Linked DNA regions of Mus musculus: region 1 is linked to region 2. Evidence: chromatin loops called from intact Hi-C (ENCODE). Cell type or tissue: left cerebral cortex. All regions are shown on one strand. Each heading gives the region's core, and the rest is flanking DNA. Links, peaks and the distances in the headings are about the cores only. Region 1 holds the start of Supt7l (SPT7-like, STAGA complex gamma subunit). Region 2 holds the start of Zfp512 (zinc finger protein 512).

Region 1 (16,325 bases), core at 5,248-13,247, 76 kb after region 2:
AATAAAAAGTAACAAGCCAGTTCTGCAGGCTCCTAAAGTCCTCATGGCTATAACCTACAACAGAACAACTCCATCCAACACACAACAATTTCATTCCCTTTGGTCTGCAATTTTCTTGAAGTTCCTATCAAGGAAACAGCTCCTTAAACCAGAGAGTACTGTAAAGGATTCACCACAGCTCTGTTTGCTCCAGCAACTTCTGTTCTGCCCATGTCTGCCTTTCTCCCACTTGGAGTTGATTCCAAAGTGTCAGGAAGTGCTAAGATGGGCAGAGCCAGATGCAAAATGAATACAACTTTCTTTCTTACTTGGAGCCTGTGGCGAAGCCTCCACCTCCAGGTTGGATGGGAAGCGCTCACTCTGAGCCCCGAGGACCCCAATGGGTAAGGACTGATCTCCAGAAGCAAGGTCCGCTTCTAGCTCCTCACTGACAGGAAATGTGATGTCGCTCACAGGCTCTTCCTTGATCTTCACAGGTTTAGTGTCTTCTGTGGCCTTCTCGGGATTCACAATCCTTTCATATTCTTCAGAGAGCTGCTTACTAATCTGTTGGTAAGCAAGAATTAGTTTTCCAGAGCTATTTTAGAATTAGATTGGAGAGTGAGCTTACAGTAACCCAAGGAAAACTGGGCAGAGCAGGAGTTAGCAAATGAGTTGTTCTTTCTTTCTGGTGTGTGTGCACGTGTGTGCATGTGCATGAATATGTGCACAAGCATGTGTTTGTGTGTGTACAGAGGTCAAAGAGTCACCTCAGTGGTCATTCCTCAGGTACTTCCACTTCTCAGTTGAGAAAGTGAGCTTCAGGAACCCGCCTGTCTGCCTCCCATCTCACCATCGATGGATGGCCTTACAAGTGTATGCCACCACACCTGGCTTTTTACATGGGCCCTGGAGATCTGAACTCAGGGTCCCGGGCTTTCAAGATAAGCACTTTACTAATAGCCAGCCTGGAAAGTGAGATTTAAAACCTCTCCTGCCAGGGCTGGGGTGCAGTGCGAGAATGCATGCCCAGCCTGTGCAAGGCCATGAGTTCAATCCCAGCACCATCAAACAACAAGGACAGATGCCACTGCCAATGGTAGGAAGTCATTTAAGGGTTTGGGTCTGCATTTATGATAGACACATAAAGAAAATATGTCAGAAATTGTCATCATTAATTAAAAGTTACACAAGGCAAAAAAGCCAGAGCTAAGGCAAAATACTGCATTTCTGTCTATAAAAACTAACAATTATCTAGACATAGTGTATGGAATTCCATCTCTTAGGAGGCTGAAAAGAAAGGAGGGGAGTAAGGCCAGCCTGGCTGCTCAGGGAAGCCGTGTCTCACACGTCAGAAACCTCCCAAGTATCTGGCAGACAGACCCTAGAGGCAAACCTTCAGTGAAGCAAGCAATCTGGACCCTTTTGTCAGATGCTAAAGGTTACTGGTCACTACATGCCTAAGCCTCAAGAACTGGAGAGACGGTGCTCTACTTGAGCCTCCTGGCATGCCACTGGCTTGTTTAGTTTTCAACACATTTAATGCTATCTGAAATTGTTGTGCTTAGTATTTGTTTGCCTGTTTTTGCTTCCCATGAACACTTCAAACTCAAGAGTTGATTCCTCTTATAAACTACTATCTCCCACAATGCCTGACTCATAGTAAGTCCTCAATAAATACTTGTTGAATAGCCAACCACGGGGCGAGGGAGATGGTTCAGTGGTTAAGAGCACTGGCTTCTCTTTCAGAGGTCATGAGTTCAATTCCCAGCAATCACATGGTGGCTCACAACCATCTGTAATGAGATCTGATGCCCTCTCTTCTGGTATGTCTGAAGACAGCTACAGTGTACTCACATACATTAAATAAATAAATAAATAAATAAATAAATAAATAAGAGAGAGAGAGAGAGAGAGAGAGAGAAAGAAAGAAAGAGAGAGAGAGAGAATGCTAGCCATAGTACTTGAGACCCCAGGTACCCATGTACTTCATCCAGAGGAAGCAATGAGGAATGGGCTACCCACTGGGCCAGTGGTATGTCAGATTCACTCTGCTCCAAGTCCCTGTGCGCTGTACCCCAGAACATGTGTTGTAGACTCTGCCCAGCCAGGGCAGTTTGCCCATGTCTCCCAGGGTCTCCTCACCTGTAGCATGTAAGTGTGATAGTCCTTGATGCGGTGCTGCCAGAACTTCTGCAGGGAGAGCACACTGCCAATGCCCACTTCATGGAACACCTGTTCCATTACATCAGGGAAAGGAGTCTGTCCCAGCAGGGCCTCTCGGTCGACAGCAAAGCGCAGCAGCTTGGTGAACTTGAGGCAGTATTCATGTGCCACATCAGTTAGGGTCTCCAGGACACTTTCATTAGCACACTCAAAGCCTGTGTGGGCCAGGATTGTGGCGACTGCTTGATAGAGGAGCTGCCGGCAGGAGTGCCAGCTCAGCTCTGTCACAGGCTCTCCTTTCCCGCTGAGAGAGGAGACAAGGGGTGACCAGCCTGTCTCATTGGGGTTTTACAAGCCATTTAAGAGAATTCTAGAGAAACAGCCACCTTCGTCCTGCTCTTCTCAGAGCATAGGTCAGCAACCCAATATCATATTCCTGAGCCCCCCAATTACAGAGTTTGAAAAGGCAATGCGTGTCTAAAATAAACTGTACAGAGTAATAGTGGAGGAACTAGAATTAGACAACTGAGTGACCAGTTCCTCTAGAAGAACAAGCGTTCTTACCCACTTGTCATCCCTCCAACCTCTCTGAATACGTACTGGTGTTATGCCTCCATCTGCAAAGGAAACTGTTTTATAAATCTCTGTTCTTTGGTTTATGTCACCACTTCCTGTAGTAGGTGGTGTCTGAAGAGGCCTCACTCATTTACTATTATCTGCTCAATAACAACCACGGCAAGTTATAGATAGCCAAAAAAGGAGACGACAACTAACTTTTCATTTAATATGTCCGTGGCCAGTCTATCTGGGCCAAAGGTTAAAAGCACTGGAAATACCAAATAAAGAGCTAATTACTATCACTTAATTTGAGCACTTTATGGACTTATTCCCTTGCAGTGTTGGGATTTGAACCCAGAGCCTGTGAAATCAGCAGGGGTTAACCTGAACTACATCTATAGCCTAGATATAGGCTTCTTTAATGGAAAGTGATGTTTTGGTACCTCATAGCTGCTGTGTATTATTTTTTCTTATACAGTTTCTTAAAATATGTATAGAACAAACTAGGTTCAAGTCATGTGTGTGTGCATGTGTGTGTGTGCATATAGGGGCCTGATGCATGTACATGTATGCACAATACATACTGACGCCTACAGTGTCATTTCTGAGGAAATGACAAAAACCTCCCTGATTTTTTCAGAAAGGGTCTCTTCTTGGGACCTTTCTTAGGAGCTTATTGATTAGGCTAGGCTGGCCAGCCAGTGAGTCCCAGGCATCCTCCTGCCTCTGCCTTTCCTGCCCTCGGATTATTATCATGGACTACCCTGCCCAGCTTTTTCACTGGGTTCTCATGGCAAGCATTTTCCTGACTGAGCAATCTTCCCCAGCCACTCTCTTTTATTTTGAGGCAGGGTCTCTTTTTGTTATTTTGTCTTTTTTTTCTTTTCCAGAGCTGAGGACTGAACCCAGGACCTTGCGCTTGCTAGGCAAGCGCTCTACCACTGAGCTAAATCCTCTGATGCAGGCTCTCTTATAAGACCTGGAGCTCACCAAGTAGGTACACTGTCTGACTAGAGAGCCTCAGGCATGTTTGTCTCTGACTCCCTAGTGCTGAGATTATAAACGAAAGCCACCATGACTGGGTTTCTTTTACGTTGGTTCTGGGGACAGAACACAGGGTTTATTAACCAACTTACTAACTAAGCCATTTCCCTAGCCCCGAGGTTCTTCTTAAAAATTAAACTTGCTGGGCGGTGGTGGCGCGCACCTTTAATCCCAGCACTCAGGAGGCAGAGGCAGGTGGATTTCTGAGTTCGAGGCCAGCCTGGTCTATAAAGTGAGTTCCAGGACAGCCAGGGCTACACAGAGAAACCCTGTCTTGAAAAAACAAAACAAAACAAAAAAATTAAACTTGACAAAAAAACTACAGTTGGAGTAATAACACAAATTTAATGCGATGAACGTTATTTTATTGAATGAAACTACATTACCCTCAAAATATGACTATGCTGCTGACTGTTACAAGCTGGGGGTTTTTGTTTTGTTTTGATTTCCTTTATGCTGGGCCACTACTTTACCAGCCCATTTTTCACTAGTCATGTACCAGTTTATTGTTTCACTTTTAGTAAACTGTCTGGCATTAATAAGTACTCAGTAAATGCCTATTGTGCTAGAAAATTAAAAAATACAGATAGTGGTAGCACATGTCTTTAATCCCAGCACTAAGGAGGCAGAGGCAGGTGGATCTCTATGAGTTTGAAGCCAGCCTCGTCTATAGAACTAGTTCCAGGACAGCCAAGGCTATACAGAAAAACTCTGTCTCATAAAATAAAAACAGAAACAACAACAACAAAAACAACAACAAAATTATAGACTAGCTTCTGGCAATTTGGACTAATAACTCCACTAATGACTTAAGCAACATTAGTCTAGCCAATCACTCTCCTCTCCAGTGTTCTCATGTAGAAGTGGAAATGCCACTATAATCGTAACAGGATCATGGGGGGAGGGGAGATCACTTAATAAAAACACCACAGCAATGCTTTGTCTTACCGGTAAAAGTCACTCTCTGGGTCACTGTGCCGGATCTGGAATGGAGCATTGGGATTTTTACAGTCTAAAGGCTGGAGGTCATCAGGGAGAGGAGGTGAGCCAGGGCAGGAGGGAAGAGGTTCACTCTCTTCAGCCTTCACACCCTCTGTCTGCTGCTGACTCTGGGTCTGAGCTGTGGCAATAAGGCTGCGCAGGCGTCGGTTGTGTTGGATCAACTGAATGGTATGGATGGTGAGGCTACACGGTTCTGAGGGAATGTCCAGCATCGTGGGGGGCTTCGGCTTGTTGGCTGAGGGCTGGTGCAGGGGCGGGTCATGGACTTCCACCAGACGGAACTCCCGTGGGAGCAGATCAAAGGAACTTCTGTTGGTCTGTCCTGACGGTATTGGTATCTCTCCCCAGTACCTCAGCATTTTAGAGCAAGCAGAGAAGGGCTCTCCAGCTTAATGTAAACGATCTCCTAAAGGTGTGTGCTTCCGTCTCTGGCAACTGTAGATCAGAAGCTTCTGCAGTGAAAAGTAGGAAGTCTAGGCAGTTCCCACATAAGAAGCAAGCTAAGATCACTTTAAAAAGGTGCTAGCAAAACTCTAGGACAGACAATACTCTCCCTGAAGAAACGAAGAGAAAAATAACTGTTAGATGCCAATCACACAGCGACAACTCCTCTTTGAATTACAAAAGGAAAATCAAAGTAACTAATAGGTGAAGAGTAGTAATTGGTGTGTGGGGCTCTTAACATATACACTGCCTATTTCACGTCACAAATTCATCACCAGAATACCCATCATGCCTCATTCTAAATATGTGACAAGGCATAAAACTAAAGTAGGAGGTCTGGACTACTTCCAGAGTATTTCTACACAATTGTGCTAGACTAATAGGAAAAAGAGAGCAGCATTAAAACTACTAACAGGCAGCCAGATATGGTGGTGCACTCCTTTCTTCCAGCACTCAGGAGGCAGTGGCAGGCAGATCTGAGTTCAAGGTTAGCCTGATCTACAGAGTAATTTCCAGGACAGCCAGGGCTACACAGAGAAACCATATCTCAAAAAATAAAACGAAACAAGACAAAAAATACTAGTAGGTGTTTTTTAACCTGTGCCGTGTATGGTAGAAACATTCATGAACCTTTAATCTAGCCTTATGCTTCCAAATTCTGACATACACATGAACAAATAGAGGGTCTCGGTGGGCGTGTGCATGGAGGCCAGGAATCAGCCTCAGGCAACATTCCACCTTGCTTTTTGAGATAGGATCTCTCGCTGGAGTGTAGGATTTGCTGATTATTCTAAGCCAGTGTATTGCCTGTACTTCTATTCTACCGACTTTGCTCTGGGAAAAGCCGAGCTCCTAGCTCCCCACCCAGCTTCCCTTGAATCTGTGGATAAAAGACACACACACACACACACACACACACGCACACACACGCGCACACACACGCACGCGTGCACACACATAGTTTATTCTTTTATAACTTGCCTTCTTGGCACAATCGCTGGGTGTTACTGTCTCTTGCCTAGAAAAGCATGACCTTATTAATATTTTTAGCTGTTTCTCCACCTGCCCCAAACTTCAGTGGCTAGTGCCACCTATGTCCTGCCAAAAATCCACAGCCACCCAGTTCCCAGCCACAGGCCTCAGCTCCCCCAAGACCTCACATGGTTGCTGCATTCTTCTTCCTCCAAAGCATGGCAGAAAGACCTCTCTCCTTCCTTGTGGCTACCTTTTCCTCCTGGAACCTGGAAGTCCCACATGTACCTTCCTCCCAGCAATTGGCCCCCAGCTTTCTTTACTGACAAATAAAGAACCAATTGGGGAATAAGACCTTAACATAAGAACCACGCCCTTCACCAGTGAGTCCCAGGGATCTGACTGTTTCTGCTTTCCTCCCCACAAGCTGAGTTTATAAGCACATGCACCCATACCTGGATTTTTACATATGGGTTTGGGGATTGAACTCAGGTCCTCATGCGTGCAATGGACTGAGCTGTCTCCCCAGAATGAATCTGAGAGACTTCTGTTGCCTTCTAACAAGTATTCCTTCCTCTAGTCCAGTGGTTCTCAACCTGTAGGTCATAACCCCTTTGGGGATCAAATGACTCTTTCATAGGTTAAGGAATATCAGGTATCCTGTATATAAGGTATTTACAATAGGATTCATAACTGCAACAAAATTACAGTTATGAAGTAGCAATGAAAATAATTTTGTGGTTGCATGGGGTCACCACAACATGAGGAACTACATTAAAGGGTCAGACCTTTAGGAAGGTTGAGAACTGCTATTCCAGTCTTTTTCAGAATCTGATCTACACTTGGCCCTGCTGCTAGACTTTCTTCCTTTCTCTGTCTGTCTCTCTTTGTGTGTCTCTGTCTCTCATTCTCTCAATGCTGAAGATTTAACACATCCTACAAAAGTATTTTTATTACTGAGCTACACTTCCAAGCTTTTTTGTTTGTTTCTTTTGCTTGGAAAAAGTCAGAATTCTGTGGCTTAGCATTCAATAAAAGCTTACTAAGCGTCTTTAATTCACGTCTCCAGGTTTACTGCCTATATGTCTCCTCAGGTCCAACAAACATCAAATGAATACATTGTGTGACGGTGTAAGATCTTTGTCCTGAGGGAATAACAGAAGCAAAATACTGCAGTATAGCAGCAGCTGGCACTGCTACTTTAAAGGCGTGAGTTCAGTGTCCTGCAGGCAAGTGAGGGGCTTCCTGGACAAAATGAATGCCCTCAGCTCTAACAATATACTACTCAGTTCCTTTCTTTCTCTTTCTTTCTTTTCTTTTTTTTTTTTTTTTACATTTACTTATTTTGGGTATGTGTGCATGAAAAAATCACAAGACAACTTGTGAGAGGCAGTTCTCTCCTTTCACCATGTGGGTTCCATGGATTGAACTCGGGCATTCGGACTTGGCAGCAAGTGCCTTTTACCTACTAAGCCATCTAACTGGCCCCTCAGCTTATTTCCTTTGCTAAGATTGTATTTTTAAATTATTAATTTCGAGACAGGGTTTCCCTTTGAGGCCTTGGCTATCCTGGAACTTGCTCTGTAGACCAGGCAGGCTATGCATTCACAGACATTCGTTTTTGTTGTCTGTTGGGGGTTGAGTATATGCTTGTGTGTTCCATGTGTATGCAGGTGCCAAGGATATCTGAAGAGGGCATCAGATCCTTCTGGAGCTCAAATTAGAGGTGGTTGTGAACTCCCCTGATGTGGGTACTGGAAATGGAGCTCAGATCCACCGAAGAGCAGCACACAGAACCATCTCTCCAGCTCCACCACTCAGCTTCTCAAGAACATGAGATATTTTTATAATTGACCCTTTGAGTTGTGACCTCTGCCAGGAACCCTCTACATCTTTATCAGACTTGAATTTGTTCTTTAGGATCCCTGAAATCACCATTCCCCCCAACAGATCTCCTTTCTTTGTATATTTACATGAATTTGCTTTTATCCCTGAACCTTAACTTTAGTTGACTTATTCATCTGTATTCTCCCACTTGTTATGGCTGCCATCTTGGTATAGTTTCAGGCCTCTGTCAAAGAGTTATAATATTAACTATGGCTTAGTTCAATTTTCCATAAATTTTATGACAAATTAACACTACTATTTCCAATTTTTCAGATGTGGAAGCTGTTGTCCAGGGTCATGCCAACATCATAAATACAAAGAGTAAAAAAGAAAAGAGGTTTCGATGCTCAGGTTTGTTAAGCCACTAAACATGCTATCTCAATATTTTGTTCCGAGTAATAAAAGAATGAACAATAATAAATTGCTTCTTTACTAACTTCATAAAAGGAATAAATTCGAGAGCTGCAGATAGGGACTCCTTGCTCCGGATCTGGAGGCTTAGGCTTAGGCGCCGACCACAGGATCCTGGGAAGTCTGATTTACAAGGCAGCAGGAAAATGGGTGGCTCTGGACCGGAACCAGAAAATAAAGTTCAAATACTCACCGCCCTGCCCCAGGAGTGGTATACGCGGCTGCCTGACTCTGACAGGTCGGAGTCGAGGACTAGGTCAAGCCTAGGAGCCTTGTTTATTGATTAATGGACCAAGGCCACGGAAGCACTTCTTCCCAATCGCCCTCTGCCACAGGAAGTTATTACTAGCCTACATGCAACGCCTAAAATGTCCGTATCCTGCACAGCACTCTGAGAGCCTCTCCCCGCTTTCTGGTATTGTGACTCCCTAGTGCTATTCACATCTTTAAAACTCTGCGAGTCTTGAAAGAGGAACTCCAACATTTCTGTCCAGAGAAGCCTCAGGGAGGTGGGAAGGAGGAGGAGAAGTGAGCGGGAACGTAGAGAGCGAGGGGTCGGGGTTTCCGAGGGACACATTTTGAGATTGCACCCGGCTAAGGATGGCTGATCCTACCCCTCAGCTAGATGCGCCAGCTCCCCAGGAAGTCAGTAGCGAGTTTAAGAAGCCGGTTTTACCAGTGCCTTCCGCAGTACGGGGTAAGGCTCCGGCCTCCAGTCCCTCCGTTTCTGAGGATGTGAAGAAAGAATGTCTCGCGGCGCAGCTGGACTCTGGATGTGAGGAGCCCGAGGTCCCGCCACCGCAGCCGGACAGCCAGGAGACCGGGGGTCCACCGGTGGAGCAACTCCGCTCCCCGCGGGTAGCTCCTGCGTCTGGCGGTCCGACCCGGGCTCCTCCGTACCGAGAGCCATCGTGGGGCAGCCCAGCCACGGCCCCCTACAGTCTCGAAACCCTGAAGGGTGGCACCATCCTTGGCACCCGCACCTTGAAAGACACGAGCTGCTGCTTTTTCGGGAGACTTGCTAGTTGTGACATATGTCTGGAGCATCCTTCCGTGTCTCGGTACCATGCTGTACTACAGCACCGGGGGGCGGATCCCAGCGGAGACTCTGAGGGTCATGAGCAGGGCTTTTATCTCTACGATCTGGGAAGTACCCACGGCACGTTCCTCAACAAAACTCGCATCCCACCCCGCACTTACTGTAGAGTCCACGTCGGGCATGTAATGCGCTTTGGAGGCAGCACTCGGCTCTTTATCCTTCAGGTAGGTAGAAAAATCTAAAATAAAAATCTTGGGACTTCACTGTTTTTGGTTTTTCAAGACAGGGCTTCTCTATGTAGCCCTGGCTGTCCTGGAACTCTCTCTGTAGACCAGGCTGGCCTCGAACTCAGAAATCCGCCTGCCTCTGCCTCCCGAGTGCTGGGATTAAAGGCGTGCACCGCCACGCCCGGCGATTCTGAGTTTCTTTAAGGTTTAGTTGAGTAAAAGGATTCTGGTAACCAATGACAAAAGCACAGGCCTCATTCTGGACCCACAGGTCTGTGTACGTTGCTGTGTCTCAGAAAGTAATTTTCTCACTTCTGAATCCATATATGTATATATTTTACCCATGATTCATTAGGGACCAGAGGAAGACCGAGAGGCAGAATCTGAATTAACAGTAACACAGTTGAAGGAATTGCGTAAACAGCAGCAGATATTATTGGAGAAGAAGATGTTAGGTGAAGACTCAGATGAAGAAGAAGAAGCAAATACCACTGAAGGGAAGAGCAGTAGAAGTGGTCAAGATGATGAGCTGGGCTGCACGTGGGGAATGGGTAAGAAACTACTACTGAAGGTGGCACCCTCAAGTGCTTTTGATCATACAGCTCAGAAGGCCTACAGCTGAAGTAGGGTAAATGTAATTTGCAAGCCCAGGGTCATTAACTTTAGTGAGTAAAAGTGTTGAATTATGGGCATTATACATACACCTCTTTCTCACCGTGTAATTTGCTTATTGCGTTTATCATTTAAACACACACACACACACACACAGAAAGAGAGAGAGAGAGAGAGAGAGAGAGAGCTTTCTGAGTGCTAATTATCACCTGGAGGGCATGGAAAAATTTACTTCATTTCTTTGGCTGAGAAATCAGTATTTGATATTTTTTCACCTCTCAGGCTATTTTCACAAAGTACAAAACATTCAAGAGGTTATTGTATAGCTCCACATTTTGGATGATAGATATTCAGGCTTATAAAAAGATAGTTGGTGAGGGCCGAGAGATGGCTCAGTAGTAAGAGCACTATCTGCTCTTTCAGAGAAAGCTCAGCCCTCAGCAACCACGTGGTGGCTCATAATGATCTATAATGTCATCTGATGCCCTCTTCTGGCATGTAATTGTACATACAGATAGAGTACCCCTTTACATAAAATAAAACTTTTAAAGAAAAAGATAGTTGGGGCTAATAAGGCATTGTGATGCAGGCCTTTAATCTTAGCACTTGGGAGGCAGAGGCAGGTAGATCTCTGTTAGTTTCAGGCCAGCATGATCTATTTATTGAATTTCAGGATAGCCAGAGTTACATTGTAGAGAAATCCTGACTTGAGTGAATGAGAGAATGAATGAAAGAAAGAAGTTGTGGCCCAGTGAGATTGCTTAGCAGGTAAAGGTGTGTGCTGCCAGTTGTGATGAGCTGAGTGTGAGCCCTGAGAAGCACATGATGGAGGAAGAGAATAGGCTCCCTCCGTGTGCACTATGGCACTTGTATGTGTATGGCTGTAGATGTCAGGACAGAACAAATGCAGAAACACTTGTGCTAAGTGTAAAGAATAAGCCAGAAACCATTAGCATGCTTGAGCTAGTGTCAGAAAAGGGATGTGTCACTGGGGACTTAGAGCTGTGCTATTCAGTACAGTAGCTGTTATCTGCATGCCCAATGTGGCTCATCCACAGGCTTGTCTTCTAAGTGCAAACCACACATAGGATTTCAATGACAAAATGAAAAAAAGAAAAGAAAATATTACCATAGTCTTGTAATTATTATGGTAAGATGACATTTTAAAGTAGCTAATAGGGAACTCAGAATTATACTCATAACACTTACATTTCTATTGCACAGTACTAATTTAGATCTCTTGGAAACTATGAATTATTTAACTCTTGTGTGTTTGTGTTAGGGGGCATGGTCTGTGGAGGTCAGAGGACTACTTGCAGGAGTCATTTCTCTCCTTTGACTTTCTGGCCCCAGGGATCAAAAGCAGGTTGTCAAGCTTGGCAGCAGGACCCTTTACTTTATAGATTTTAAATAAGAGTTTCAAGCTGAAGCCAGGATTGTGGTGGCAGTATGCAACTTTAGTCCCAGCGCTGGGGAGGCAGAGGCAGGCAGATCTCTGTGAGTTCCAGGACAGCCAAAGCTACAGAGAAACCCTTTCTTGGAAAAAGAAAAAGAAAAGAGAGAAGAAAAGAGTTTCAAGCTAGAACCTGAAGGAAAGGAAAAGTAGTCCTGAGGAAGCTGCACACTGGCACTGGCGTTCAGGGCGGAGGCGGTTGGCTTTAAGGGAGTGTTGTGTTGACCTGTCTTTCTGTTAGACTGGAGAATTACTAATAATCAATATTCGAATCAATGAAGCTTGAGAGGAAAGAAAGAGACTAGGCTAGGCTAGAGAGCTCAGTGGTTTTTTTCTTTCTTTCTTTTCTTTTTTTCCCGAGACAGGGTTTCTCTGTGTAGCCCTGGCTGTCCTGGAACTCACTCTGTAGACCAGGCTGACCTTGAACTCAGAAATCCGCCTGCCTCTGCCTCCCAAGTGCTGGGATCAAAGGCGTGCACCACCAACGCCCGGCTCAGTAGTTTTTTTCAAAGTGTGGTGGGTAAATGTCTCTAAAGTGATGAAAAGAAGAAAAAGCCATGGAAAGAAGTCTTGTCTGTTACACAGCTTAGAAAACATAGATATTCATAATGGTGACTTTGTGATTGTTCCAACTTCTGCCCACAGATATCTTTCTGTTAGTCACTTTCAGATACAGATAAATAAGTGTGTGTGTTTCTTGAAACATTGTCTCCATACAGTCAGGCAATCCTCCTTCCTCCACCTCCTGAGTTATGACTACAGGTGTGTGCCCCTCTGCCAGCTCATCTAACTATGTCCTGATTCGGCTTAGAAGGTTCATAAGTGTCATTCACACACCCTCGTCTTATGTGTTCTTTCTTCTGTCTCCTGACTCCTGCAGGAGAAGATGCTGTGGAGGATGAAGCTGAAGAGAACCCCATTGCCTTAGATTTTCAGCAGGACCGGGAAGCGTTTTATATAAAGGATCCAAAGAAGGCTCTTCAAGGCTTCTTTGACCGAGAAGGTGTGTGTGTGACTGTGGTTCTGGCTGTGACAGTAAGCTGCTCACGCTCACAGCAGTGCTGCTTCCTAAAGCTGTGACTTTTGCCTAATACTTGCACATAATTTGTCTGTTGTCTTCCTCATTATTTCTTGTTCTGTGATCAGTTTCAATAGCTTTCTTTGGCTCTGTTTTTATTTTTTGTTGGTTTCTGAGGCCCAGACACTGGGTGTGCTAGGAAAGTGCTTTCTCTATCACCGAGAGAGAGATCTTGATCACCAGTCACAGGTTTATGTTGAAAATAATAAAATTCTCGTTTGTCTTTCTTTCTGTCTTAAATACTTTTCTCCTAACTTAACACATTCTTCTCAAAAGATCTTGGATTTAGTGGTAGGGAAATAAAACAAAGCCTTAGAATTTATTATTCCTAATTCACATGGTCTTTCATAATCAGTACTTTTTAATGTATGTGTTCTAGAAAAACCTTAGGTGTAATTGTCAGGAACACCATATACTTTCTTTGAGACAAGGTCTCTCTTTGTCCTGCAGCTCCCTAATTGCTGGACTGGCTAGCCTCTGAGCCCTGGGAATCCTCTTGTGTCTGCCTCCCTAGGCTGGGATTGCAGGCATAGGCCACCGTGCCCAGCTTTCTTCCATGATTTCCAGGACATTGGGCCTGGATGCTTATGCTCTCTAGGCAAGGCTCCCACTGAGCCCTCCCCACAGCCCTGTCTTTACAGTTCTTAGTGTAGATTTTACCTTCATGTGATAAGACGTGTTCTCAGGGAGAATTGTTTCAGTAGATATTCTTTGAAGGTACCCAGTCTTCACACATATGGACAGACACGTACAACCACACACACATACACACACACTCACAATTGATAAATAAAAGTATGTATGGAGAGATGATTGGTTTGGATGTTTTGTTCTGATTGTGCTGAGATCAAATCCAGGACCTTGCTCATGCTAGGCAAGCATTCTGTCACTAAGCAACAACCTGTGACCCCCATCTCCTGGAGACCAGGTAGGCCTTGTAGGTATGAGCTTCTTGCCTCAGTTTCTGAATGCCTAGTATTATAAGCTGTATGTATAAGTATACACAGCCAAGATTGATTTCCAGGAGGTGATCCCTGGCAGTGCTCGCTGTGATGTTAGACACTGAGATCTTTGATCTGATACAGTCCTTACTGGATCAAGTAGTAATTTTAGACCTGACTGAGACTGTTCTTTTCCTGCAGGAGAAGAGTTAGAATATGAATTTGATGAGCAAGGACACAGCACTTGGCTCTGCAGGGTGAGGTATGTTCTTCTCGTTTGTATTCTAGCTGTGATTTGAGACCGGGTCTTGTTTTGTGGCAGTCTTCCCTCTTTTGCCTACTGAGTACTGGGTTCATGTGCTCTTTCCTTGCTAATGTGTATGTTTGAAAGTAGCCAGTTTCAAGTTAACATATGGTTGCAGAGAATAGCCCAAGAGTAACTTCACTCTGCACTTTAGGCTAGTTCCAAGTGTGGGCCTTGGTAGCTTAATAGCACTGGGAGCTGGGGTGAAATGAATGAAAGCGGGTGTAAATGACTTGAAGTCCAACTGAGGCAAGAAAGAGTGAAGTTACCTGAAAGCATGAAATGCAGTCATCATGGACACTCTTGATAGCTGTTTTCATGAGAGTCAGAGCATCCTGCTGAGCTCCACCCCCTGTAAACCAATGCAGGTTACCTGTAGATGATTCAACTGGGAAACAGCTGGTGGCTGAGGCCATTCACTCAGGAAAGAAAAAGGAAGCAATGGTACAGTGCTCGCTGGAAGCCTGCCGGGTCCTTGATACACTGGGCTTGCTACGGCAGGAAGCAGGTCAGTATTAAAAACCCTTTTCTTTTACAAAACAAAGAAGGGAAATGTACTGCAAAAGCTGCATAATCTCTCTACGTGGATAGTGTGTAAACTGTACAGAACTTCCTGAAGCAGAGACAAGCATTCCCTCTCAACATCCTAAGACAGTTAGTTATATTGTCTTAGACATTTTCTGTATGTAGGTGAGTGTACATTTAAAACTAAACCCTAAAACTGGGGCTGGTGGTGCACACCTTTAATCCCAGCACTTAGGAGGCAGAGTCAAGCAGATCTCTCTGAGTTCCAGAGATCTGCCTCAGAAACCCTGTCTCAAAAACAGAAACAAAAAACCAAAACCCCTGGCTCCTGAGCCAGACATGGTGGTGCACATCTGTAGTTGACAAACCAGATACAGGGTAGTTGCGATTCAAAGTCATCCTGGCTCATGTATTCAAGTTCAAATTTCTTGGTTTATTTCTATGTTTAGTGGTCTTTTTCTTATCATTATCTTTTTATTGACTGATTTCTTTTTGTTTTTCTGAGACAGGGTTTCTCTGTGTAGCCCTGTCTGTTCTGGAACTTGCTCTGTAACCCAGGCTGGCCTTTGCCTGTGAAGTGCTGGGATTAAAGGCATACAACCAACATGCCCAGCTTTGTTTTTACTGTTAATTGTTGTAAAATATATGGTGCATAAAACATGCTGCAATTTAGTAATATGAGGTATATTTATGTAATCATCACTACCCGGCTCAGAACTTTTCGTTATTCCTGGCGCAATTGTAGCCCATGAACATTAATTCCATTCTCCTTCCTACCATCCCATATGTCTGATGTTCTGTTTCTGTCTCTAATTTCACTTCTTTATAAAGCGTGTGGAGATCAGAGGCTGGTGTTAGGTATCTTCTTCAGTCCCTCCTTACCCTTTATTTTGAGGTAGAATCAATAATGAACCCCAAGACCTAGGATTGTTTGTCTGACCAGCTTGCTCTTGATCAATGTTTTCTGTGTCGGGGATTACAGGTAGGCTCCCTGCCCAGTGTGCATTGGGTACTGAGGCTCTGAACCTGGCCCTCGCACTTGTGAGACAAGTACTTTGTGTATTAAGCTGTCTGTCTTCTCAGCACAGGCACCTTGTACATGTAACTTATTTCCCTCTCCTCTCCTCCTCTTCTTCCTCCTCCTCCTCCTCTTCTTCCTCCTCCTCCTCCTCCTTTTTTAGGCAGAGTTTGTATCCCAGGCTGGCCTCAATCCTGTTATATAGCCAAGAACTTCCAACCTTCCTCTACCTTTACCTCCCAGTGCTAGATTACAGATTTGTTCCCTTGCACCTTGTTAGGTGCTGCTGAGGACCAAGCCAGGGGCCTGCATACACACTGCTAACTGAGCTACATACCAGCCTCCAATTTTCCCGCCCTTTTTCTTTCTCAATCTCTAAATTAAACAAACAAACAAACCCTTTGTTATGAACTGTTTTATTTTTAGTATCTCGGAAAAGGAAAGCCAAGAACTGGGAAGATGAGGATTTTTATGATAGTGACGATGATACATTCCTCGATCGGACTGGCCTGGTAGAGAAGAAGCGCCTGAACCGGATGAAGAAGGCTGGGAAGCTTGATGAGAAGCCAGAAACTTTTGAGTCACTGGCAAGTTGTTCATAGAAGCAGCTACTTTTATGTCATTATAGCTTTTACAAACAGCAACATAGAAATCTAATACTGACT
Region 2 (16,325 bases), core at 3,597-11,596:
ACTTTCTTCAAGGCCAAAAATAGAAGATAGGAAACCTGTGATCTTAACTGTAGAAGAGTGTCTCAAGAGGATAAAATCTACTGTGGAATCCCCAAGTAGTTCACTGAGAGGAGATATGAAGTCTGTGCAGTTGATTCCAGGTTCAAGAATTCAAGAATTGAAAAACAAGGTGTTGGCCTGTGATACACATGTTCAAGATGTAAATGTAGATGGAAATGCCATGGACTTGAAACTTGAACCACAGAAGCAAGAGCAGAGTCCTGTGACTTTTGTACCAAGGATGCTGTTTCAAGAGAAGTCTATGGAGGTGTTTCAAGGGCCTCAACTGCAAGGTGTAAAACCCAAGGAACTGACTTCACTGCCACAAACGCAAGATAGGAAACCTGTGATCACCCTATGTTTGAAACAGCAAAGTGTGAAACCTGTGACTATAACCAAACCAAAACCAAAACCTGCAAATATAAAACCCACAGATGAAATGAACTCTAACTTACAATTCAAAGGTGCAACCTCATTTGAATTTGCTACTGATCCGGTTGTTCAAAGTGTAAAACCTGAGAAGTTCCAAACAGGTAACTGTAGCCAAACACAAGGGATCCAAGGAATAAATTTTGTAGATTTCACCCCAACAGAACAAGGGTGTCAAGGTACAGCACCCATGAACTTAACTCTTACGTCTACACAGGATGACCAGATAACTGTAAAGTCACTGGAGTGGAAAGAAAAAACAGCTTGAATCAGAAAATACAATGCCCATGGGTTCAGATCAAGAACCCAAACCAGCAAACATGAAACCCATAAAGATCAACTCTAAGTTACAATTCAGAGGTACAACCGCATTTCAATTGACTCCTGAGCAGGTTGTTCAAAGTGTAAAAACTGAGGAGTTCCAAAATGAACTACAGGTGCCAAGTACAAAGCCTTGCCAGTTGACTCCAGGGTCCCAGATGCACCAAGAGAAAGCCTTGAAGTCAACGTTGGAGCCACAGCTCCAAGGTGTGGAAACTGTGGCATTAAATATAGAACCCCAACCTGGAAGCACCAAGACTATTCAATGGATACCAACATCTGAGTTTCAAAGTGAGAAAGGTATAGGGTCAAACTCAAGGTCACAGTCTCAAGAAGCCAGACCTACAGAACTCAAGCCACCTGTGCTATGGAGAGGTGTGAGGTCATCTGAACTGACCTACAAGTCAAAAATTCAAGGGGAAAAATCTGTGGCATTTCATACACAGTTACAGGGAGTAAAACCTCTGGCAATAGGGTTGCAGGAACCCAAAACCTTTAACTTGACTTCAGAGCCACAGCCTCAAGGCATCACAACCAAGAAGATAAATAAAGAGCCACAGGCTCAAAGTGTAAGATCTGTCCAGTGGATACCTCAACAGGAGTTTCCTGGGGTGAAGTTTTTAGGATCCAATAGTAGGTCACTATTACAAGGTGTCAAATGGACAGAACAGAAACCGTCTATAAAATTGGGAGGTGGGAAGCCATTGGATCTGACTCAAGGGTCGAAACTACTCCAGAAAAAATTTGGGGATTTTAACCTCAGGCCACAAGAAGAGTGTGTGAAGATCCTCCAGTTGTCATCAGTACCAGAGCTCCAAGAAGTGGAAAACTTTGCATCATCTTCAGAACCACAGTCTCAGTGTGTGGAAACTCTGTCATTGCAGTGAGTGCTGCAGCTTGAAAATAAAAAAAAAATCAGTCTTCCAAGATATAGGGTTGAAAAGTGAAAAATCCTCTGGGTTGGCACTTCAGACAAAGCCTCAAGGTATGATATGTGAGATGAAGTCTGAATACCAGGGGCAAAGTGCAAAATGTTCTGATTTGACACCTGAAACAAAGTCCCAAAATATGAAATTTAAGTTAAGTCCCAGCCTATTGCTGAAAAGTAAACTATTTAATTTAATCATGGGGACCAAAATACAAAAGGTCCAGCTAGACTCTAAACCTGAGCCACAGTCCCAGTGTATAAAATCAGATTCAATTCTGAAGTCAAAGCCTCAAGAAATGGAGACGGAAGACTGTGAGTCAGGCCCACACTTACAAGATCTGAAATCTTTGAAGACAATCATGGGTGTAAAAGCCCAAGATGTCAAATCTATGAGCTTCAGTCCTAGCCCACACTTAGAAGGTATGCCATCTGAAGACATCACAGAGAAAAATGTTCTTGTTATGAAATCAGTAGAAATCAAACCTAGTCTAAAATTACAAGGTCAGAAACCTGAGTTCATTCAAAGGAAGTTTTTTTTAGGCACACAATCTATAGGGCTAGATTCAGGCCTTAATTTGCAAGATTTAAAATATTCTGAGGTGACTATGGGCATGAAACTTCAAGGTGTAGACTCTAAGGAACAATATTTGAGAAGTGTAAAACCTTCTGAGGTGATTACACAGATAAACTCTCAAGGTGCAACAGCAGTGGGCTTTGATTCTGGATCACAGACACAAAATGCCTTCTGAGTTGTTTCAAGGGAAAAAGCTCCAAGATATGGACTCTATAGAGTTTAATCAAGGCCCAATTTTAAAAATTATGACTGTGGAGTCAATACCAGAGACAAAGACTCAACATGGAGAATCTGTAAAGTTAAACTCAGGCCCTCAATTGCAAGATCAGAAATATTCTAAGTCAATTCTAGGGACAAAGCATCAATATGGAAGATCTCCAGAGGTCCATTCTGAGGGTGTAAGGTCTTCTGATGGGATTTCAGGGTACATGGTTCAAAAAGAGAAATCCACGGCTCTTGTGTGCCAGCCATTAGGGCAGGATGTAGAATCTTTTAAATGGACTTTCTCTGAGGCACTTGATGGGAAACCTTTGCAATTCAAGGTGCCCTCTGAGTTACAGGACAGGAAACTAAACTAAAACGAGAATAACATCTTCAAGGTATGAAGCCTGATGCTTTCAACCCTGGAGTAAAGTTGGAAAATGTGAAAACCAATTCCACAAATCTGCAAACAATGAAGGATAAAGAGGTCAATTATGATGCAGACTTGCAGGTTGTGAGATTCTCTGAGTTGGCCTCACCAATTTATAATGTGGTACCTTCTGGACTCAAAGCCAGAAATCAGAAGCAAGATGGGAAGCCTCACAAATTAAGTCAAAAGCAACAACTTCAAGCTATGAAATCAACGGTGTTCAATCATGAGCCACATCTGCAACATATCAAGTCATCAGTCTTATGAACAAAGCTTCAAGACCTGAAATCAATGGAATTCAACGTAGAGCAACAGTTGCCAGATGTGAAGCCCTCTGAGTTGGGCCTGGGAACAGGTACACTGTCTTTAAGTTTCAACCCTGGGCCATAGTTGCAGGAGATAAAACCTTCTGTGGTGAGCACAGAGGTCAAAATGCTGGAGGAGTCACCTTTGGAATTCAAGCATGAACCTATATTGCAATGTAGGAAATCCTGTGACTGGAGTCACAGTAAAAACGTTATGATACCCAAATCCGAGATACAAGATGTAGAATTATCTGAGTTACACCCTAGTCCAGAACTTCAGGGTATAAAATCTAAGGTGTTCTGCCCTGGGTCACACTTGGAAGATATGTATTCTGCATCTACCTCCAATATAAATTCTCAATATGTAAATTCCAGTGAGTCAATATCTGTGCCATATTTGCAAGATACAAATTCCTCTGCATGCATTCCAGATCCAAACACTCAGCGTATAAGGTGTGAGTTCAATCCTGGAATATATTTGCATGGAACAGTTTCTTCCTTGTGGTTCTCAGGATCAAAATTGCAATGTGTAGATTCTATTGGCAGCAATCCTGAGTCACATTTGCAAGACATAAATTCTACTGAATGCACCCCAGAGACAAGTCCTCAGTGTGCAAATTCTTGTGTATGCATCCCAGGATCAAATCATCAGTGTGGAGATTCTTCTGCATGTATCCCAGTGCCAAGTCCTCAGTGTGTAAATTCTTCTGCATGCACACTAGAGCCAAGCCCTCCATGAGTAAATTCCACTGAGTGCAATCTTGAATCTCATTTGCAAGGTGTGAATTCTTTTGTATACACTGCTGGGCAAAATCCTCTGTGTGAAAATTCTAATAGGTATAATCATGGGCCACTTTTTCAAGGTGTGAATTTTTGTACATTTCCATCACCACAAATTCTGTGTGTAAATCCTGTTTGGTGCAATACTAGGATACATTTGCAAGATATAAATTCTTCTGCATGTACTCTAAGTCAAGAATCTCAGTCTGTAAATTCTATTGGCTACAACCCTGGGCCACATTTACAAGCTCCAAAACTTCAAGAGCAACACTTGAAAGATTTTAAGTCTGAATTAACTCCAGGGTCAAACAATTTGGGTATACCACCTATGGAATTCAACCCTGGTCCACAAAGTCAAGATATGAATTCTTCTGGGTTTAATCCTGAGTCAAAACCTCAGTGCATAAGTTCTGTAAAGCCCAGTTCAGGGCCACAGTTGCAAAGCATAAAGTCCTTTGAGTTGACCCCTGACTCAGAGTCTCAAAGTACAAAATCTGTTCTGTTAAACTCTAGATCACCTTCTCAAGGTGTGGGTTCATCTAACTTAATGCTAGGGGCAAAGTTTCAAAAGAACCCACTTTTGAAGAACCCACTTTTTTGGGGGGGGTTATGGCAGGAAAGTGCACAACCTGTATTAAGTTTGAGGCCTCAGTCAAATGGTGTGAATTCTGTGGCTTTACCAAGGTCACCACCTGAAGACAGAAAGTTTCCCTTGCACTAAAGCCATGTTTTCAAGATACAAACCCTAAGGAGCTGATAATAGGATCCAAACAAGAAAGTCTGAATTGCCAACTCTTTCCTTCAGAGGAGAAACCAATGATGGTATTGGCACCACAGTTCACCAGGAAGCTCTTAGCAGGACCAGCACTGACTAGTGTCAAATTTTCAAATTTGTCACTGAAATCACAGCAGCAAAATACAAAATCTTTGGCATTTACTTCAGAGCCAAAATGGCAAGGTGTAAAACAGGTAAAATTGTCATCAGTGTCTCTGCCAGAACCAGGAAAATCTGTGGAGTCACCACCAAAGTCAATTCTTCAAAACATGAAACCTGGGAACCCAATGCCCCAGACAATTGATTCTGTCACAAAATCTGCTAAAGTCATATATAGACCAGAGCGACAGGTGGTGGACTTTGCAGGGATGAGCATGAAACCTAGGTATCAAGTCCCTAAATTGAATTTTACTTCACCAATTTATCAAGATGTGGGATCTTTAGAAATGAAAAAAGGGTTGGGACATAAAAGCAAAGAAATGATGGAGAAATCTGTGAGGTTGGGCTCCAACCCAACACATAAAGTCATAGAATCATTAGAGATGCCCCTGAAGCTAGATCTCCAAGTATCAGAATTTTTTGATCTGACTCCAACACTAAGTGATCAAGATTCAAAATCCTCAGAACTAAACCAGATCCCAGAAACTCCTGAGTTACATTCTTGGTCATGGCCTCAATTTCAAGATTTCAAGGAGTTACACATAAAAGAAGTTATAGAATCTGATAGAATGGCCCTCAACGTCAAGAGTCATGTTGCAGACATGATAGAGATGACTTGTGAAGCAAGACAGCCAGCGAAAGAATTTCATAGAATGACTCCAAAGCCAGTAAATAGAGATCCCGGATTTGTAGAAAAATCTCCAAGGCCATGTCCTCAAGACTTAGGACCTCTGGGGGTGGCCTCTAAGAAAATATCTCAAAGGGAACAATCTGTAGTATCAACACCAAGGCCATTCTGTCACATCCCAGATCCTGTTTCAGGAATAACACCAGGGCCAGGACCTCAGATTCCCAAATCTAAAAATTTGGCCTCTATGCTGTGGCTGCAAAAAAAAATCCTCTGAGTTGTCATGCAATCAAGCCAGTCAATTTGAGGGAAATACAGACTCTGTAGAGCTCACCTTTGGTACACGGCAGCCAGGAGAGGTAGCGGCTAAGCTAACAGAACCTCAGAATCTGAGCCTGGAAAGTGCAAGCATCACTCCAATAGAATCACTGGATCAAACGGTAAACTTTGTAGGCATTAATCCAAAGCCACCAGATCGAGTGACAGAATCTGCAAAGACACCCCTTCCAGTTCCTCAATCAGTTACCCTCCCCAAAGTTTCTGAAAATGTGGAAGAGATTCCTGGACCACCACTTCAAGTTATAAAGTCTGTGAAGATTCCAGAGAGTACCCCTCAAAAGTCAAAATACAATGATTTGACTCCCAGAATACATGATGTAATAAGTTCAGAATTTGCTCCAAGACTTTGGCTACAAAATGTGCAGTCCAATAAATTAACCCTAGCACCAACACATCAGGTTTTAGAAACAAAAGGACAACCAGGCTTTCAAATTATAAAGACTGTATTAAATCCCAAACCACTGGTTCTGATTGTAAAATCTGAAGAAGTGGCATCAGAACTCACCATGAGATCAAGCATTAAAATAAAGGAGTGTTTGAATTTACACCCAAGACCACATCTTCAAGGACTGGTAAAACTTGCAGGGTTAACTCCAAAGGCCCATATTCAAGTGACTTCTGCAGTTTTAATATTTCAGCAAACATCTCCCCTTAAGGATCCTACATTGTTAACTCATGAACATAGGCTTCAGGCTGAAAAATCTCTAGGCCTCACACCAGAATCTCGTAAATTAATGAAAATGGAGGGTTCAAATCAGAGTAAAGACTCAGAGATGATCACATCAGTACAGTTACAGGCAGAGAACTCCTTATCTTGTTTCATACACAGCCCTTCAGCCCCATTTCTTTCAAGCGTTGATAAAACAACCCAATTAGGGCACCTTCAGGGTTCTGTGGCGCCTGAAGTTTCAAGAGTTTTTGGTATGGAAAACCTTGGTTTGGGAATTTTGCAGTCTTCAAAGTCCTACACAGACACTATTATAATAAAATCTTCAGTTCGTCCCTTGGTCCTTCCAAATCTACCCTCTGATAAGACAGGAGACACCAAGGGAAACCCATATCCTGAGATCTGGAATATTAATGTCTTATCTAAGAAAGGAATTGAAAAGGGCCAAATGGAGGAATTCCAGAGGTATTCTTCATATTCATTCAAACTACTAACAGAGGAGTTTCAGGCTGGATTAGGGGCTCGAAGAAGCTCTATCGGTTCTTTCCTGGGCATACAACAGAATGTCTGGGAAAGTCATGTCTGTAGGCAGCGACTACCTAGGAAATACCTCTCCAGTATGCTAATGCTGGGGAATGTCATGGGAACCACTATGGAAAGGAAGCCTTGTTTTCAGTCATTTGTAACAGAAGGCTCCACTATGGACATCTACCAATCTATTCTTAATTTTTGGGGTTCCAGCTGAACTAATGGTATTTTCTCAAAGCCTGCTAGAAAGGGTTTCAAGGACTGTTTCTCAGACTTCAGTGGTTAAAAACTATATTCAGAGACATATTTTATGTCACAGTAATGAGAAAAGAATGCCTTTAACGATGTCAACACTCTGCTCAACATCTTCCATAATCCAGCAATACTCTGGTAGTAGATTGGGAGTCAAGAAAACTAGTTCAAAGTTCAGCGACATATTCCAGGAAGTCACTGAGCATGTGTCTGTCTCTTGTACCGGGGCTGAGTTTACTTCCTTGATGAAATCAGAGTCATTAAAGTCCCTCCCAGAGAAACAGTCTTAGTTCCTCTGTAAGAACTTATCATAGCTCTTTGATAGAAGACATAACAGTCTCTTTAAGGGGAGAGGCCACAGTTCCTCAAGGAGAAGTCCTCAAAATCCCTCAGGGAGTAGCTTTCCAAGTCCTTCAGGGAAGAGCCCTAGAAGTCACTTGAGGTGGAGCCCTTGTAGTCCCTCAGGAAGGAACCTTCACAGTCCCTCAGGGAGAAGCCCTTGTAGACTTCTAGAGAGAAGAGGGCACATTCCTTCTGTGAAGAAGAGTCTACACAGTCTTTCAGGGAGGAGTCAGCAGACTCTCTATTCTCTGAGATGCCTCAGTCCCTCAAAAACGAGCCATCTCAGTCTCTCGTGGACGTCACTGGGCAGTCATTCAGAAAGGAGCCATGGTAATTTCTCTGAAAGATCCTTTTCCGTTCCCTCTGGTTGGAAAGGACATAGTTCTGGATCAAGCCCACTTCTTCTAAGAACAGGCATTGTTCCAGACTCATCCGCTGGAGAGATCCAGATGTAACTTGGCTAAAGTGTTCATGTCTTTCAGGGACCGCACCAAAAAAAAAAAAAAAAAAAAAAATCCAAAAGCTAGACAAGTTTGGAGGCCAGAAGTTAGTGGATAAGGAGAGTTCTGTCCCTCACCTGAGCAAAGAAAGAGATATCTGGGAGGGAAGGAGAAGAGAATGGGTCTTTAATTTAAGATCAATAAAGGGGCGATTTGAATTTCGTTTGCATCTGTAAAACCACTTGTGGGATGGGTGGGAGTAGGTGTGCAAACGCTAGTTCGGGAGGACCCCTTAAATATTCAGACTCCTCCCATTTGCTCCAACCTTCACGCCCCAAAGGCCTGCCTACTCCCTTGTTGCTATGGGGGCGGGGTCTCAATGGAAGCCGAAGAAGAGTTATCACGTGACTCCTTTCCCGCCGCAGCCCCCTCGGAAGCAGCTAGGCGGAAGTAGGTGTTCAGAACAGGGTTAGTCGCCGCTGAGACCACATCCGGGAGAGGCGAGGAGAGCGGAAGTGGCGTTGGTCTGTCCGGAGCCCTTGGGTGAAATTGTTAGGCGTGGAGGGGGAGTGATGTCTTCCAGACTCGGTGCAGTCACCGCCGTGAGTTTCTTGGTGTGACCATTATACTTTAGAAATAGAACTGTCGAGCTGAGAACACGCGGTCCTTTGCTTTTGTTTTGTACTCAGAGTTGTTTTTTTTTTTTTTTTCCGGAGCCAATCCTAGGCCCCACCCTTTTATATCAGATCCACTTACCGCCTTTTTTCTTCCCATTTTTATTTTTATTGCTTAGTCCTCGTATCCTTGGACTGAGTTCCTCGACACATTGTAATTATTTATATTCCTTCAGCATCCCCAGTGCCTCCCGTTTCTTTTAATATATATATGATACATATGTATATATCATATATATATTTTTTTTTTCCTCGTCTTTTCTTTTCAAGCCTCTATCTAGGATAGGGTTTTGAGAATGGACAAAGATGAAAACTCTGGTATTGTCAACCCGTCTTTACATTGTGAATAAATAGAATGGCACAGGTTTCCTAAAAAGTGTCTCCTTCAGTCCATTTGAAGTAGTTGCTCGGGACAGCTTCACATCTAGGCACAAGGGGGATTCATCTCTTTGCGGATGAGCTTCAAAGGTCCCTAGCACTCACTCCTGTGCTTGTGATTTGCTAGACCCCGGGACCCACATCCCTTAAGCAGCAGAGGAGCACCAGGATCGTGGGAGCTAAGAAGTAAGTGAGGTTTTCTGAGGACATTTTTGTAATGGTGTAGACAGTGCTGCTAAAGATGTTCTGTGTCTGCACTGTGGAGCATCATAGCCACCAGACAGGTATGGCTTTGGGGCACTTGAGATGTGGCTAGTACAATTGAAGAACCGAATTACAAATTCTATTTCATTTTAATGGACTAAAACTTCAATAACCATCTGTAGGTAGTAGCTACGGGATTGGACAGTGCAGATAAAATCCTAGTGTGGGGGAAAGAAAACCTGGCTTGCAATAAAGATGCAGTCTAATAAAAATGGAGTGTGTGTTTCAGTTAGTGGTATTCCTGCGTGGCCTCTGCCCCCCATATCAAATATGTGCTCATAATTAATTTGATGGACTGGGGAGGGAAATAAAAACAGCTATAAGCAATCTTTACATTTCTAAGCTACTTGGTTGCAGCCCTGATTTATTGTTTTGTGTAATGAATGTGCTAAGTTTTGCCATGGCTAACACAAAAGAAAGATTTTATTAACTTGGACCTCCGGGGTGAGTTCATTCACTTAGATAACACTTACGGGATGTCTGCTCTGAACAAGCTGTGTAGTAGGTTGGGCACCCAGGCATGACAACAGAGCTGTCTGTTCAACAGATGAATTGGGTAATCACGGCAATACAATACAGTATAATAGGAAAAAACTGTTTTTTTGTGGTAGGGGCTCACTATCTGGAAATTCCCTGTGACACTTGGCTTGGCCTGTAACTTGTAGTCCTCAGGCATCTGTCTCCTGAGTGCTGGGATCACAGGCCTGGGCCACCACACACTTGTATTTTTGTTTGAGATGGGGTTTCACTATGTAGCCCAGGCTGACCAGGAGCTTACTGTGTCGGCCAGGGTGGACTTTAACTTTTGCAGTTTCTGCCCTCAGCCTTCCCAGTACCGGGATCACAGGCATGTGCTACGCTTTTAATTTGTGCAACTGCTAGTAAATATTCCTATAGTGGAATTTAATGCCACTTTTGGGAAGCAAAGGGATGATTTCAGTATTACCAGAATAGTCCACGCAAAGACAGAGGCTTGAAGGTCGAAGAATAATTCAGTTAGAGACTGAGCAGTCCCACCCTCCTGTCCCATGAAGTCAGTGTTTGAACTGATAGAAGTTTATAATACCTAGCTGTGTGACACTGGCATGGAGGATGATAGCGCGTGGAGGATATCGCAGGGCGTCATTAAGAGGAGGTAGCAGGGGGCTGGAGAGATGGCTCAGCGGTTAAGAGCACTGACTGCTCTTCCAGAGGTCTTGAGTTCAAATCCCTGCAACCACATGGTGGCTCACAACCATCCGTAATGAGATCTGACCTCCTCTTCTGGAGTGTCTGAAGACAGCTACAGTGTACTTACATATAGTAAATAAATCTGAAAAGAAAAAGAAAAAAATACAAAAAAAAAAAAAAAAGGGTAGCAGGAGCCAGGTCCTTTAGGGCATGCTAAGGTGTTGCAATTGTAATTATCCTGGAAGGGAAAGGTCACCTTTGAAGAGATGGATTGAAAGAAGTGTGAAAACTGGTACCAAGACTGTTTTGCTCAAATCTAAGGAAGAAAGTGAAATGTGGCCTATGATCGTAACTGTATGCGAAACATAGCGTGTGATTGTAACTATATTATAGATGCAGGCGATGAGAGGAGGTGAGAGTTCAGAGGGGGAGGTGGAAACAGTGTGTTGACAGGTTTCTGTCTTTGGCAACAGTTGGATTTTGGATTCATAAACCGAATAAAAACTGGGAATTTCTGAACCGAGACCTAACATTACCAACAAAATGAATGGGTTTGCGCTTAAATGAAGAACTGATCTTAAATACAGAATTAAGAATTACCTTCTGTGAAAAGTAATTGGGAACATATTTTTTTTTCTCCACAAGATGAGTGCATTCATCAGCTTTTCTAGGAATTATGGAAAGAAAATTGTTAAGCAGAATGAAGGCAAATGGGTCCGTCTCTTAATCAGAATTGGAGTCATTGGGAGAACTCACTCAAAACTCTTTGGATTTATTTAGTGTTTGTGATGTTCTCACATGGATGTCTGTGCACCACAGACCCATGGAGCTCCGAAGAGGCCATCAGGTCTCCTGGAACTGGAGTGATGGGTGACTGTGAAGCTCCCTGTGAGTGCTGGGAATAGAATCAGGTCCTCTGCAGGAGCAAGTGCTCTTACGCACTGAGCCTTGCCTCCAGTGCCAGAAATACTTATTCTTAATTATCTTCCAAGGAGACTGCAAAGTTTGAGAGCTGATGATTTAAAGTGAGACTTAAAAAGAGAGGGAAAGCATGGAGTGTATTATTCTGTAAAAAGACTCCAAAAGATGCTGAGACCAACCAGAAGGCTTCTTCTTAAATAATTAAGTCTACATATTTGAACTTAGAAGAATGGGCTATGGGGCATATGGGAAGGTTCTAAACCTTCTCTCAGTGCTGTGGACCTTGTAACACAGATCCTCATGTTGTGGTTACCACCAGCTATACAATTATTTGCTTTGCTTCTGCACTACTAATTTTGTGACTGTTATGAATCATAATGTAAATATTGGTGTTTTTCAGTGATCTTAGGACACACACAATTAGAACCACTGGGATAGAGGCTCGTAAAAATTCTTAATCCAGGCTGGAGAGATGGCTTAGCAGTTAAGAGCACCGATTGCTCTTCCAGAGGTCTTGAGTTCAATTTCCACCAACCACATGGCAGCTCACAACCATATACAGTGGGATTCAGTGTTGTCTTCTGTTGTGTCTGAAGATGCAGCAGTGAACTCACATATGTAAAATAAATAAATCATTTTAAAAATTTTCTTTTGGGGGTTGGAGAGATGACTCAGTGGTTAAGAGCACCAACTGCTCTTCTGAAGGTCCTGAGTTCAAATCCCAGCAACCACATAGTGGCTCACAACCATCCGTAATGAGATCTGATGTCCTCTTCTGGTGCATCTGAAGACAGCTACAGTGTAGTTACATATAATAAATAAATCTTTAAAAAATAAATAAATAAAAATAAATAAAAAGATAAAAAATTTCTTTTTTAAAGATTTATTTAATATTACATCTAAGTACACTGTAGCTGTTTCCAGATGCACCAGAAGAGGGTGTCAGATCTCATTGCGGATGGTTGTGAGCCACCATGTGGTTGTTGGGGTTTGAACTCAGGACCGTTGGAAGAGCCATCAGTGCTCTTAACCTCTGAGCCATCTCTCCAGCCCTTAAAAAAATTCTTAATCCAAAAAGAGTTGAAAACAGGCTAACCTTCTCATCTGTGATAAGAAGCTGAGATTAGCTATACCAGTGATTAATTATAAAGACACTAATCATGGCAAGCATTGCATCATAAAGGAGCACTTATTGTTACAATATCACTTAGTATCATTTTTAATACATAAAACTGCCTTGGGTTGATAGATTACACAACATACTTGAGAATTGTTTTTTTGTTGAGTCTTTTAAACACTAAAAGTAGTAGCCTAGTGGAGACTCCTAACCCTCTTGACTTAATCTACCCTGTTAATCATGCTGACAGTGTGAACTATGGATTTTCCTCATGCTCACACATAAAGATGAGACAAAAGATGGAGATTTCTTTTTTTTCTTTCTTTTTTTTTTTTTTAGATGGAGATTTCTAAGTAAGTCCTCTGCTGATAGTAAAGAATTTTTCACAAGACTTCTCTAACAGGGATCCCATGGGATTTGGGTCTTAATGGTCTATTGGTGATGTGAAGTCTTTATTAAACAGAGATGGCTCTTATCATTTGGAATGCTGAGTTTCACCTCTAGAGGTCTGTCAGTTCCTATTATTAAGCTGTAATTGACATATAGTAGATGCATTTACTTCATGTGCACACTATGCTCAATATTGATATGAGAACAAATCTGTAAAACTGCAACCACAATGACAGACATTTCTAGCTTCCCAATTTTTTTTTTTTTTTTTTGCTTGTCGAGACAGGGTTTCTCTGTGTAACCATGGCCATCCTGGAACTCACCCTGTAGACCAGGCTGGCCTCGAACTCAGAAAACTCAGAGATCCACCTTCCTCTACCTCCTGATTGCTGGGGTTAAAGGTATGCACCACCACCACCATCACCTGGTTCCTCTCAATTTTTTTAAGTATTCAACTTAATTTACTGTGTATGGGTGTTTTTCTTGCTTGTGCATCTAACCATTTGTGTGCCTGGTGCCCACTAAGGCAAAAAGAGGGCATCAGACCCCTGAACTGGAGGTATGGACAGTTGTGAGCTGCAATGTGGATGCTGGGAGCTAGACCTGGATAGGTTGCAAGAGCAGGCACTGCTCTTAGCTGCTGAGCTAGCTATCTCTCCAGCACCTCAAAAGTGTTGGGTTTTTTTTTTTAAGATTTATTTTTATTATTTATAATTATGCTATGCATTTGTATCTGTGTGGGTGTTATGTTTGTGACTGCCGTATGCATAGAGGTATGGGGGTTGGATCTCCTGGAGATGGCATTTGTAAGCCTCCCAGTTTGTGTCCCAGATAGTGAACTTGGGTCCTGTGGAAGAACAACAAATGCTCTTAACTGCTGAGCCATCTCTCCAGCCCTCCCAAAAGTTTCTTGTGTGCTTTTTGCAGTCTGTTTCTCCCTTTACCCTGTCCCTAAGCACTGGTGACCTGTAACTATACAGAGGTTTACATGTTCTACAATTTTATATAAATTAAGTCACATCTCACTCCCCTTGCCGGGCAGTGGTGGCACACACCTTTAATCCCAGCACTTGGAGGCAGAGGCAGGTGGATTTCTGAGTTCAAGGCCAACCTGGTCTACAAAGTGAGTTCCAGGACAGCCAGAGCTACACAGAGAAACCCTGTCTTAAAAAAAAAAAATTCTTGGGGGCCGGTGAGATGGCTCAGCGGTTAAGAGCACCGACTGCTCTTCCAAAGGTCCTGAGTTCAAATCCCAGCAACCACATGGTGGCTTACAACCATCCATAACAAAAATCTGATGCCCTCTTCTGGAGTGTCTGAAGACAGCTACAGTGTACACACATATAATAAATTAATTAATTAATTAAAAAAAATTCTTTGCAGAACAATAATTTTGAGTTGAAAGTAGTTATTAATTACCAAGTAGAATTCCATATTGTTACATCACAATTTGTGTAGCCTTCCTTTATGAAAATTTAATTTGGGTTGCTGGGCTATTTTTCATTTGGGGAATTACAGTAAAGCTGTGAGATTCCTGTGTCAATCTTGTGTAGACAAGTGTGTTCATTTCACTTGGTAGACAGCTAAAACTGCATTTAAATCCTGTGTTGATTGGATCACATCACAACATTATGTCTAATTGTTTTATTTAAAAATTCTTTTCATACCATGAATTTGGATCCTATACTTTCCCCTCCACATCTCCTCCCAGATCCTCCCAACCTCTCTATCCACCCAACTCCATGTTCTTCATGTAAAGTCCCTTTGTCGTTTGTATATGGTAAGGCTAATAGTTGTTTTGTGTGAGTTAATTTTGCATCTAGCTACTGTGCTGAAAGTGTTTATCATCTGTAGGAGCTTCCTGGGGGAATTTTTAGGGTCACTGACATATACTATCATATCATCTGCAAGTAAAAATACTTTGATTTCTTCTTCCCTTTCAGTTTGTATCCTTTTGATCTCCTTTAGTTGTTTTATTACTCTAGTAAGACTTCAAGCATTATATTGAATAGGTATGGAGAGAGTGGACAACCTTTCCTTGTTCCTGATTTTAGTGGAATTGCTTTGAGTTTTTCTCTATTTAAGTTGATATTGGCTATGGGCTTGCTGCCTTTATTATGCTGAGCTATGGCCCTTGTATTCCTAATCTCTCAGAGACTTTTATTATGAAAGGTGTGGGATCTTATCAAAGGCCTTTTCTGCATCTGGTGAAATGATTGTGTAAATTTGTCTCAGTTTATTTATATGGTGGGTTACATTGACAGATTTTCATATACTGAACCATCCTTGCATCTCTGGGATGACGCCTGCTTGGTTGTGGTGGATGATGTCTTTGATGGGATCTTGGATGTGGTTTGCATTGAGTATTTTTGCATGTATGTGTATAAGGGAAATTGGTCTGTAATTCTCTGTTTGTTGGGTCTTTATGTGGCTTGTATATCAGGATAACTTTGGCCTTATAAATGAATTGAGCATTGTTCCTTCTATTTCTGTTTTGTGGAATAATTTGAGGAGTTTAGGCATTAACTCTTTTGAAACTCTCTTAAAATTCTGCACTAAGAGCCGGGCATGGTGGCGCACGCCTTTAATCCCAGCACTCGGGAGGCAGAGGCAGGCGGATTTCTGAGTTCGAGGCCAGCCTGGTCTACAGAGCGAGTTCCAGGACAGCCAGGGCTACACGGAGAAACCCTGTCTGGAAAAAAAAAAAAATTCTGCACTAAACCTGAGCTTCTTTTAGTTGGAGGTCTTTTAATTACTGCTTCTATTTTCTTAGGGATTATAGGCCTGTTCAAATTACTTATCTCATCTTGATTTTGGTAAGTTGTATATATTGAGAAAATTATCCATTTCCTGTTGTTTTCTTGGTTGTTTTCTTGTGGGTTTTGAGACAGTATTTTTCTCTGTGTAGCCCCTGGCTGTCCTGGAACTCACACTGTAGACCAGACTGGCCTCAAACTCAGATCTGACTGCCTCTGTCTCCCAAGGGTTAGGATCTACACTGTGAGCCACCACGGCCTACCTGGAGTACGGGTTTTGGTTTTGGTTTTTTTGAGATTTTTTTATGTGTGTGAGTACACTGTAGCTGTCTTCAGACACACCAGAAGAGGGCATCGGATCTCATTACAGATGGTTGTGAACCACCATGTGGTTGCTGGGGATTGAACTCAGGATCTCTGGAAGAGCAGCCAGTGCTCTTAACCGCTGAGCCATCTCTCCAGCCCTGGAGTACAGGTTTTTAAAGTATGGAGATGAAATTGGGAGACTTGGACTTGGA

Evidence for each region. Peaks named below come from ENCODE experiments on the same cell type or tissue, not always from the same donor. Only the 100,000 strongest peaks of a DNase experiment are listed, where the experiment ranks them.
Region 1: a loop joins it to region 2, with 5 times the contacts of the local background. A loop is called at or near these places in 2 of 42 quality-filtered maps.

The regions. Positions count from the first base shown.
Region 1 is chr5:31,517,959-31,534,283 of GRCm38, forward strand. It overlaps Supt7l (SPT7-like, STAGA complex gamma subunit), which reads right to left and starts at 8,804. Exons shown (of 5, transcript NM_028150.2): 1 at 8,657-8,804; 2 at 4,696-5,303; 3 at 2,125-2,449; 4 at 309-546. The coding sequence starts at 5,108. It overlaps Slc4a1ap (solute carrier family 4 (anion exchanger), member 1, adaptor protein), which reads left to right and starts at 9,037. Exons shown (of 14, transcript NM_001347328.1): 1 at 9,037-9,726; 2 at 10,085-10,280; 3 at 12,675-12,797; 4 at 14,015-14,075; 5 at 14,486-14,625; 6 at 16,087-16,247. The coding sequence starts at 9,064. In left cerebral cortex, for the core only: no CTCF peak of the experiment used is centred there; a DNase peak (open chromatin) is centred at 8,886; H3K4me3 peaks cover 2,463 bases; H3K27ac peaks cover 1,003 bases.
Region 2 is chr5:31,443,839-31,460,163 of GRCm38, forward strand. Zfp512 (zinc finger protein 512) reads left to right here and starts at 8,598. Exons shown (of 14, transcript NM_172993.3): 1 at 8,598-8,739; 2 at 9,317-9,375. The coding sequence starts at 8,710. In left cerebral cortex, for the core only: a CTCF peak has its summit at 8,594; DNase peaks (open chromatin) are centred at 3,757 and 8,573; H3K4me3 peaks cover 1,776 bases; H3K27ac peaks cover 692 bases.